Linked DNA regions of Homo sapiens: regions 1 and 3 are each linked to region 2. The links are chromatin contacts, found by Hi-C or POLR2A ChIA-PET in ENCODE. All regions are on one chromosome and are shown on one strand. The core of a region is the stretch at or near the end of the contact, and the rest is flanking DNA. Distances in the headings are between cores, read along the strand shown. Region 1 holds the start of PIGT (phosphatidylinositol glycan anchor biosynthesis class T). Region 2 holds the start of OSER1 (oxidative stress responsive serine rich 1). Region 3 holds the start of WFDC3 (WAP four-disulfide core domain 3).

What was found. Hi-C counts contacts between places; a loop is a spot of excess contacts on that map. ChIA-PET counts read pairs that join two places held with the same protein, here RNA polymerase II (POLR2A). Pooled maps may share reads with other maps.
Region 1: a map with no recorded cell type shows a loop between it and region 2 (20-fold over the local background). The contact joins the promoter of PIGT here to the promoter of OSER1 in region 2. A Hi-C loop is called at or near these places in 1 of 168 maps with a recorded cell type or tissue (ascending aorta), 1 of 37 single-sample maps with no recorded cell type and 11 of 50 pooled maps.
Region 3: a loop to region 2 is called in a map of B cell, with 24 times the contacts of the local background. The contact joins the promoter of WFDC3 here to the promoter of OSER1 in region 2. A Hi-C loop is called at or near these places in 1 of 168 maps with a recorded cell type or tissue (B cell) and 10 of 50 pooled maps. POLR2A ChIA-PET finds 5 or more read pairs at or near these places in 1 of 52 experiments (CD4-positive, alpha-beta T cell).

What each region holds. Positions count from the first base shown.
Region 1 is chr20:45,414,529-45,418,241 of GRCh38, reverse strand. It overlaps PIGT (phosphatidylinositol glycan anchor biosynthesis class T), which reads right to left and starts at 2,101. Exons shown (of 12, transcript NM_015937.6): 1 at 1,899-2,101; 2 at 1,548-1,725. The coding sequence starts at 2,085. LOC107985405 (a long non-coding RNA gene) reads left to right here. Exons shown (of 2, transcript XR_001754640.2): 1 at 1-28; 2 at 1,425-3,713.
Region 2 is chr20:44,209,412-44,212,735 of GRCh38, reverse strand. OSER1 (oxidative stress responsive serine rich 1) reads left to right here and starts at 1,965. Exons shown (of 4, transcript NM_016470.8): 1 at 1,965-2,040. It overlaps OSER1-DT (OSER1 divergent transcript), which reads right to left and starts at 1,776. Exons shown (of 3, transcript NR_038339.2): 1 at 1,659-1,776. RefSeq lists silencers at 1,563-2,011, 2,207-2,276 and an enhancer at 1,936-2,555.
Region 3 is chr20:45,789,855-45,793,181 of GRCh38, reverse strand. WFDC3 (WAP four-disulfide core domain 3) reads left to right here and starts at 1,299. Exons shown (of 7, transcript NM_080614.2): 1 at 1,299-1,350; 2 at 3,200-3,288. The coding sequence starts at 3,207. DNTTIP1 (deoxynucleotidyltransferase terminal interacting protein 1) reads right to left here and starts at 1,228. Exons shown (of 13, transcript NM_052951.3): 1 at 1,073-1,228; 2 at 435-505. The coding sequence starts at 1,177. RefSeq lists silencers at 526-665, 876-1,145.

The DNA of each region.
Region 1 (3,713 bases), core at 852-3,351, 1.2 Mb before region 2:
CTACCCTGTGTATACTCTGGGAATAAAGGTAAGTCCTGATTCTACTATCATGGTGAGAAGTCTTATATCCAAAAAAGCTCACTGAACATGGGAAAAACAACTGTTCTAGGATTTCATAAAAACATCAAATTAAATTAATGTTCTTTTCTTGGAGAAATATCAAAAGAGATTTGCTCTCAGTAATAGAGAAAGCATAAAACTTAATAAGCACTAGAAAGAATTCTAAGCATTTGCTCCACATTTCAGGCAATTACGGGCTGAGGGAAGACAGTGACAGCAGAGTAGACAGGAAAGGGTAGGGGAGCCAGAGTTGAGGCAAGAGAGAAAGTCTTGGCAAGCTGGGGAGTTACTGCTTATTCCTTATTCCTTAGTGTTGTCCAGGAGCTTTTGATAATTCTATGTTCAGAGCTTTTCAACTGCTCCAATCCTTAAGCCTCAAATAAAAATGGCAAACTTGAAGCCGGAAAGCTCTACTCAAACCATAAACATGCTTCATTTGGTATGCACAACATTGACCCGCACAGCACTCAAAAAATTTTTAAATTACTTGCTGATATTTGAATTTGCCAATTTTCACATTAAATTCCAGATTTCTGGTATCTCTTGAAAAATGAGGCCAGGTGTGGTGGCTCTTGCCTGTAATCCCAACACTTTGGGAGGCTGAGGCAGGAGGATCGCTTGAACCCAGGAGTTCGAGACCAGCCTGGGCAATATAGTGAGACCTTGTTTCTACAAAAAATTTTTAGAAACATTTGACTCTGACCACATTAGGCCTCTATTCCCACATGGCAACAATCCATAGAAGCTGAGTGGCAGAGCTGTCCTCGTTAGAATGTCACACAAACTCTCTAGCCTGCCACAATTCCTGCTGCTCCTTTTTATTGCCCTAAAACTTGTTATATCATACTTGCACTATTGATTTCTTATAGTGGGATTAAGAGGAAAATGAGATATATTTCTCATTCCTGTGTTTGTCAATTTTAAAAATACCTTTATTCATTCCTTACCTGTGTGGCCCATGTAGACCTGTTTGCAACCACTGCACAGAAAGGTTCTATTCTAAACAGGATAGCCACAGCAGCCACTGGGAAATAGCGGTTTGTAGTAGGCACAGTAACTAGACCTGCCCCCTCCCAAACAAAAGCAGTTCCTCTAACACTGTGATGTAGCATCCTGTTGGCCAGTTGTAACCCACAGATATGTTATGGTTGGCTTTCGTGGTATTTATTATCATTTAAAAAATATTAATGAATGCCTTTTAAAAGGTTATCCAGTTGCCAGTTTTCTACTGCCTTACCTCCAAATAAGCATTAATTGTTTGCTATTTGCCTCTCCAGGGATATGCATGTGCTACCTCAGGTCTGAAAGTTTTAGGATTGGGAAGTTTATTCATCTGTGGTAACATTTCTTACTTCCAATGCCAGCTCTACCCCCATGGAATCGCTGCCTACTGGAAGTGCTGTCCCCAAGAGCAGTGGCAGGATGACAACACTCTCCCAGCCACATTCCCTCCATGGCCTGCAACAGGGCCCAAGGTGTGCACTCACTCAGTGACAGTGTCTTGGAACCAGACCCACAGCTCTGCACCTGATGGGGCCTGCAGGAAGGGTGGCCCCCAGTATCGGGTCCTCCAAAAGCCTTGTGTGAATGACAGGTGCAGCTCCCGTAGAGAATACTTGGAGATCAGCTGCCCCAGGGCTTTGGGAAAGAGCCTGTAATGGGACACTGGGGAAACGGGAGCAGGTGAGTGACGATCCCCACCTCGTCGGGGTCCACACCCAGGATCCCGAACTCTACCCAGGAATTAGGCCCCGCCCCCAAAGTTTGCCTTCATCCCACGGCCGGCCAGCCAGCAGGCACTACGGAAATCTTTCCCTGGTCAGATCTCGCGCCCTCACCTCCTTCCCGCTGAAGCTCCGAATCCCAGCGCGTGCGGAACTGGAATGTGGCGGCTACGTCCCCGGAAGGCAGCGGGGTGATGACAAGTTCCTCCCGCAGGCTGTCGCGTGGGGGTTCTGCAAGGCACCAGCCGCCGGGCCCCAGGAGCAACAGGACGAGCAGAGCAAGCGGCATAGCCGCCGCCATGCCTGCGGCTACTTCCGCCTACCCAGCGGCGCTCGGCCCCATGAAAAGCCGGTATCCAATAAGAAAGGCGTGTGAGAAGTGACTTCCGCTGTCGTCCCGGAAACCGGGATGCGGTTATCAGAGCGACCGCCTGCGCAGGTCGCGAAGATTCCCTCAGAGCTGGTGGGTCTAAGGGGGTACTGGGAGGACACGAGAGGGAGTAGGCAGGGCGAGTAACCAGCTTGAGGCCGCACCTAGTTCATGGCGTATTCCACCCACCAGGAAATGCTTAATAATATGAAGCTCCTTCACTGCCATTTTACCCATTTGATAGTTGAGGAAACATTGACTGAAAAAGATCAATTACTTTTGGGAAAACCATTGTGGTTTTAATTTGCATTTCCCAAAGTAAGAGGAACCTCCTGCCCCTCTTAGCTTCTAGTGTCTCCATTTGCTGCAAAACCCCCAAATAAGTGGTTCTTTTATTACGAAAATGTTCAAACAAAATTGAAAGAATGAGCACCTGTTACAATAAACCTATTTTCCACCACCTAGATTCTACTATTTACATTATACTATACTTGTACTTTACCACATATTTGTCTATACATCCATCATTCCATCTTGTGTTTTGGTGCACTTCAAAGTAAATTGCAGACATTAGTACACTTTCCTTTAAGTAGTTAAGCATGCATATAATTAACTAGAGTTCAGTATTCGATTGCATTTTGATGTAAAATTCACATACAGTGAAATGCACAAATCCAAAGTACACATTCACTGAGTTTTGACAAATGCACACACCTATGTAACCCGAACTCCTATCATGATACAGAACATTCCTAAAACCCCAGAAAATTAGCAATACCCTTTCCTAGTCAATCCCTGCTCCTCTATCACCTTCCAGAGGCAGTTAGTACCCTGATTTTTTCCCACAATAGATTAATCTGTTCCAGAACTAAATATAAATGAAATCATATAGTATGTATACTGTGTAAGGCTTTTTTTTTTCTCATGGGAAGAATGTTTTTGAGAATCATCCATGTTCTTGCATGTATCCACAATTCTTTTTATTACTGCGTAGTATTATTAATTTATCCATTCAACTCTTGATGGGCACTTTTAAAGTTTTTGGTTATTATTAACAAGGCTGCTGTCTGTGCAAGCTCCTTTGTAGACGTATATTTCTCATATCCTTTGGCCAGGTATTTAAGAGTGGAATTGCTGGGTCAGAGAGCAGGTGTATGTTTAATTTTATAAGAAACTGTCAGACCTTTCTCCAAAATGTATCATTTTATGTTTCCATAAACTATGAGTCTCCATTGTACCACATCCTGGTCAGCATTTGAAGTTTCTAATTTTTTGTACTTTTTAGTTTTGACCACTTGGGTATGTATGTAGTGTTTGCTCATTGTGGTTTTAATTTGCATTTCCCTGGTAACTAAAAATGTTAAGCATCTGTTCATGTGCTTATTTGCCATTTATTTTTTAATTTAATTTTTATTTTTTTGTGAAAGGTCTGTTAAAGTCTTCTGCACCCTCACCCCTTTGTTTACTGGCTTGTCTTTTTATTGACTTTTTCGGAGTTCCAAAGTTAAAGTCATGCTTTAGTTTTTCCACCTGCCCTATGGGAAACACATTCATGAAGG
Region 2 (3,324 bases), core at 716-3,215:
GAGATTTTTTTTTTTTTTTTGAGACAGTTTTGCTCTGTTGGCCCAGGCTGGAGTGCAGTGGCGCAATCTCGGCTCACTGCAACCTCCGCCTCCCGGCTTCAGAGATTCTCCTGCCTCAGCCTCCCGGGTAGCTGGGATTATAGGTGCATGCGCCACCATGCCCAGCCAATTTTTCATATTTTTAGTAGAGAAAGGGTTTCGCCATGTTGGCCAGGCTGGTCTCAAACTCCTGACCTCAAGTGATCCACCCGCCTCGGCCTCCCAAAGTGCTGGGATTATAGGCATGAGCTACCGTGCCAGGCCTTCTCAAGGATATATGAGATTTTATCTTAAGTTATATTTTGAAGTGGCAGCTTAAAAAGACATGTTTGGTTTTGATACATTTCACTTGGCAAGGTCTGAGAAAATAAATACATCATATTTCCCGCTTTTTCTTGTCCAAGAGATGTTGAGAAGGGCAGTTTAAATCCTGACTTACTAGCACTGTGAGACAGGACAAAGGCAGCTAGAACAAGTTATCTGATCTCTAACATAATCTAATGCTATCTAACTAGCATCATTAGGTTACAATGAACAGTTTTCTTTCAACCGGTCAGTTACTGAGCCTCTGGTATGAACGACGAGAATTTAAAATGTTTTATCCAGGGCCAACATCATGCTTCATGTTTAACAACGTTATACAATAAATTGTTAGATTTCATTTACAGACATAGGCCAGGCATTCCAAAGCCTGGCTGTAGTTAAGCTGGACACAGTTAAACCATCTTCGGCAGCCTATCTAGTTGACTACAACTAAGGTATTGGGGAATGACGGTGGATGGGGCCAGTTTTGGTTCAGGGAAAAACCCTCACTCTAGGGGTGGGCCACAATCAACGCCATCCAACTCAATTGCGCAAAATCATCTGTTCTCACGAAGCTTTGAGCAGTGCAGACGTGGAGCTGGAGATTGGCAGGCGAGGAGAGGCACAGCTAGATCAGCAGAACCAGTCCTGGTGATGGAGCGGGTGGCAGCTGTTGCACAGATCACCTTTTCCCGCCTACCATCTGAGCAACATTCAGAATCAGAAAAATGTAAAGAATCCTAAAATTCATCTCCTTTGGTGAACTGCCTAAATCTTTTTGCAAAATTTGGTGTGTAGGTGCATTTCTTTGGCAAGAGGATCTACAGTTCTCACCAGATTCTCAAAGGAGTCTACGCCTGAAAACACGAGATTCACCGATAAGGTTCAACTTCCTCACTTACTAGATGGAAAACTGAGAGGCCCAAAGGAGGAAAAGCAGTTGCCTCAAGACAAACAGCAGAGATATCAAAACCGAAGGCATTTCAATTCAATTCTAATTCTGGCTTCACACTATTGACCCTGGCCACGTCCAATACCTCTTCACTTCTCTGCAGGACCTAAAAGATCACCAGGAGGCGAGGGCTGGTGTCCGAGTCCCGGAGAGGTCGCAGGCAGTCCAGATTCTAGCATCACAGAAACTCTGGCCAAGCGCTCAGCCGGGGATTGTCTGCCATAAAGACCCCCGCACCCTGTCCTCGCCCCCGCCCCGTGGAATTCCTCTGCATAGGTGACTCCACGTAGAGGACCGAGCGCAAGGAGATCCCGGGGCGGTGGAGGCAGAGGACTACTGTGAAGAATGACGCCTACTCACTCACCTAACAGAGAGGAGGAAGCAGGCACGCCCCAAAAGCGGGTCGGGAGCAAATCCACGCCACTGGGAGGAGGCAAACCGAAGAATAACAGGAAATTACGTAAGGCGCACGTGCTTCTGAGGGGGGCGGGTGCGGGGCGTTGGAGAGGCGCGGCCGCCGCCCTGCGTCTGCGCAGTCGTCGGCTGCCGCGCTGCCGAGTCACTGGGGTGGGAGGAGCATAAGCAGGGGGAGGGGTGCATGCCGGAGTGCGCAGGCGCAACGCGACTCCCGAGGCGCGGGCCGCCCCCTTGGCTGGTTTGGATCCGGGTCAGTCGGGTGCCGAGATTTGGGAGAGACGCTCTGAACTGACTGCCCCGCATCACCGGAGCGTCCCAGCTGCGAGGAGGTAAGTGCCCTGACGTGACGGGGAGGGGCCGCAGCACTGCGTCTCAGCTTCCACTGCCGGTCTGGCCGCGGGCGGTTTTCCCCGGGCCCGCCCGCCTTGGGTCGCGTCGTCTCCCGACGCCTCCTGCCTGGGCCGGGCCTGGGCCTCTCCGCGCCCCCTTATCTGCCGCGGCCTGTGCCTGCTGGAGCTCCGAGCTCCACGCTCTCTCCCCTTCCCGCCTTCCCGTCCTCCCGCGGTCCCCCGCCCCGTCTCGCTCCTCCGCCGTCTCCCGCCCAGCGGCAGCTTCCCCTTTTCGCCCTCCTTGGCCGCCCTTTGCCCCTTCCAGTCCTTTCTCTCTCGCCTCGGAGCCCCATTCTCTTTGGCTACCTCTTCGGCCCCACTCCTTTCTTCTCCCGCATCCCTTGTGCCTCGCTCCGACTCCAGCCTCTCGTTCTGACCCCAGGAATCTCCCGAGGAGCGCAACTTCACAGCTGGAGACCCCGGGCGGGCAGTGCCCCTGGACAGCTCCCTGCTTGGCGTTGTCCCCACACTCCAAGCCCCGTCCTACCCCTCTGGGTTCTGACTAGGAATTTTCCTCCGTTCATGTTTAACCGCGACAGGCACAGACTCTGGGTGAAAAGAAAGAACTTTGTGCTTTGGCTGCAGCGCTGCGAGTATAAAGGGATGAGTGGGTTGCACGGAGAGGTGTGAATGTGCTTTTTGTCCTGGGGGCCGATTGTTTCCTCCCGGTCTAGTTTGCCTCTTAGAGTTGCTGGGTTTGGTTTTCTTCCCCATACTCTACGCTTTCTGGTGGTCTGGGAGTTTCGAAATCTTTAATGTTGTGATGACAACGCTTACCCGCGCATCCCTTCTTGATCGTTCTTAGGTCTTCTCAGGGGCCTGGAAGTGTAGACCTAGGCTTGGGATTCAAGGAGGTCTTGGTTAAAACGGCAAGATGTAAATAAGATTGTGACGCATCCATTTTGTTGAAAGAAAAAACCAGGAATTTGGCCTTTTGATGGAGGAACTTAGAAGAACTTTGTAATTTTTGTAAGGTTGTGGAAAATCCGAGGCAAAGTTAAATTGCCTGGTGTGATTTGACTTTAACTTCGAATAGGCTTTTTAAAGTTTCATCTCTTTGGAGATTGTTCAACTTCACGAGTTCACTGCAGTGAAAACGCCAAGACTGTCTCCCACAAATTTAATATTAATGAAGAAAGGCAAGCCAATTATATCTGTTGTCCGGAGTTAGTTGTACAGCCCTTTCTTTGAATGGGGATCTGGGGATGCAGAGGAGCATAATGA
Region 3 (3,327 bases), core at 50-2,549, 1.6 Mb before region 2:
AGGCCCACCTTGTGCTCTCTCCCTTCCCTGACATGCATACTATTAATCCCTCTTTATAGTTGAGAAAACGGGCTCATCAGAGTCTGTTGATGAGAACACAGTTGTCTGACTCCAGAGCCTGTTCTCTTAAACTCCATGCTAACTGACCTCTTTAGAGCCCTCAACCACAGAGCCAGTGAATGTGAGGGATCTTAGGTATTGTTTATTCCACAACCCATCTCCTGTGCCCTTCCCCATTTTGTACGTGAGTTCAGAGAAGGAAGTGACTTGACTAGTTCAAGATCACACAGAGTTACAGAATCGGAGTCTCCTCTTCCTCAGTCCTGTGCTCTTTCTACCGGCTGTAGATCTCCATAGCCTTGTGCACTGGGGATCCCAAATCTGCCATGCAAGCCAGTGGCTGGGATATAAGCCCCATGCAGGGCCAGCCTTACCTTGTTGTCATCTGTGAGCGGCGGCCCCTCCGCTGCACCTGCCGGTGCTTTATCATTATGTTCCAAGGGTTCTGTGGGGACCAACGGAACAAATGTCACTGCGGCCTGTGACACTGGGGTGGGGTGGAGGTGGAGGGTGGGTATGAAGTTAAACCTGGACATCCCTGCTTCTCAGATCCGTCACCATCTCTCCCGCCTTGGGGTGGGACGATAGTTGTAAGGCCTCCTCCACAAAAGAGGAACTGAGGAAGTTTCCTGCCTTAAAAGTCCCGACCCTGCCTTCTGGCACGGCAGGAGGAAGGGAAGCAGTATTTACCGAGGGTCAACTCTGTGTCAGGTGATGTCCGGGGCGTTGTACCCGCCTTTATCTTCCCATCCCACAACAAGTTTTATGAGACAGGTACTAATCATTTCCATTTTATAGAAGAGGATCCTGGGACTCAGGGGGTTGACAGAGATGGCCCACGTCACCTAGCTAGGAGGGCGGCACCAGAATTTAAATCCAGGTCGTCGGGCTGCGAAAACGCCAACCCCCTCTGCAGCTCCAGCCTCCGCGTTCTCTCGCCCGCGGGCCAGGGTCCCAGGAGCCCCGAGGCCGTGCCCGGCCTGAGCCCAGACCTCACCGGGGGCGCCCTCACCGTAAGAACCAGCTGCCCCGCTGCGCCCGCATCCCCCAGCTCCAAGCCGCCCCTCTCGGCCCCGCTAGGTCCCCGCGGCTGCTCGGCGTCGCCAGTGGCTCCCATGGCGCCCCCGGCCCCCACAACTCCGCTGGACTCTGTCACCGGCCGGAAAGTGGCGCCGTGACGTCACTGGAGCGCGCTGCTCGTCCGCCCGGAAGCGCGACGCTGGAGCTGCGGGGTTACCATGGGAACCGAACCGCCGCGCCTCGCCCAGGACAGTTACACTTAGAGGCCTTGTAGGTGGAGGTCGTTGGGGCTTCCTCTCGGGAGGGCTGCGCCTCGATTGTGCAGTGTGGGTGTTCAGTGGCGGTTCAGTCAAGGGATGTTTCCCGCTGGGCCAAGGCCTGGGGATGACTGCGGGGTAGGAGGAAGGGACCAGTTTTCTGTAGGCTGGGGTTGGGGAGCAGAGGGAAGCGTTTGGTACAGCGGCGCCTGCAGTTCAGTTTTTGAAAACTAGATTTTAATATGCTCGGCCAGGGGCGGTGGCTCACGCCTGTAATCCCAGCACTTTGGGAGGCCGAGGCGGGAGGATCACTTGCCATCAGGAGTTCGAGACCAGCCTGGCCAACATGGCGAAACCCCGTCTCTACTAAAAATATAAAAATTAGCCGGGCGTGGTGGTGGGCACCTGTAATCCCAGCTACTCGGGAGGCTGAGGCAGGAGAGTCTCTTGAACCCAGGAGGCGGAGGTTGCAGTGAGCCGAGATCACGCCACTGCACTCCAGCCTGGGCGACAGAGGGAGACTGTCTCAAAAAAAAAAAAAAAAAAAGCACATTAGGCACATGTTAGGTCATCATCAAATGTTAATTATGCCGAGATCGCGCCACTGCATTCCAGCCTGGGGGACAGAGGGAGACTCTGTCTCAAAAAAAAAAAAAAAAAAAAAAAAAAAAGCATATTAGGCACATATGAGGTCATCATCAAATGTTAATTATCTCCATGAGCCAACATCAGCCTTCTAACCATAAGGGCGACTTCCTGGCTCCAAACTTTTTGATCCTATTAAGGAGGTTTTACCTTGTACCTGCCCATAGGACTAAGCAGTGCCAGTGGACACCATTAGGTATCACAGCTAACCAAAGGCATGACCAGGACAGATAAAGAAAAAAAGAAATGGAGAAAAAAGAAATAAAGGAGGTATATGTGGGCAGACTATTTGAGTCATACATAGCAACTTCTCTTGGGTTCTGCCAGCTAGACTTCATACAGTCCAAGAATGGCCTGTGTGGGTTAGAGGGACAAAGATGTAGGTGTTTGGTGCTTTTCATTAGTTCTTAACAAACTCAACTACTGCTTTTCTGTAGGTTTTTGATAGTTTCTTTTCTCTCTTTTTTTTTTTTTTGAGACAGAGTCTCACTCTGTTACCCAAGCTGGAGTGCAGTGGCATGATCTCCACTCACTGCAACCTCTGCCTCCTGGGTTCAAGCTATTCTCCTGCCTCAGCCTCCCACGTAGCTGGGATTACAGGCATGCACCAGCATGCCCAGCTGATTTTTGTATTTTTAGTAGAGACAGGGTTTCGCCATGTTGGCCAGGCTGGTCTCAAACTCCTGACCTCAGGTGATCTGCCCGCCTTGGCCTATTTGATAGTTTCTGAGTGGTCTGTTCCATTCTGTATTTTCTTGGTTGCTAGGATGAACAGGAGCCACAATTTTATTATGCTTGGTTATGTTATTAGCTTTGGCCATTAAGTAGTGTCGTGAATCCCTCCCTCTGTTATTTGGGCTAAAGCCATGTCCTTCCAATGCCCTTTAGGGCTCTCTTTGATTCTTTTTCCAATGGCCACCCCTCCATTTTTCCAGCCACCCACTAGGTTTCTCATCATCCAGGAATATTGTGTATATTGCTTACAGAATTTGATCCTCCCATCACAGGTCCCCTTTGGTAGTGCCAGGAATTTTCCCACACTCCAGCAGCCAATCCCTCTTCTTCTTGTCAGGAGAAGATATTCTTGGGGAGTATTGTGAAAGGGAAGGTTTTGGGACTGGGTTTGGGGCCATCCCTAGTCCTGCTCATACCTCAGCTGATACTCTGGGCAAGGTGTACACCTCTAGCCTGAACTGAGCTCTTGTCCCAACTCTCAGCATCATCATGATGTTAAGCTGCCTCTTTCTTCTGAAGGCACTTCTTGCTCTTGGGTCTCTGGAATCCTGGATAACTGCAGGAGAACATGGTGAGCTATCATTTGGGATCCCTGGCCAACAGTAACAGA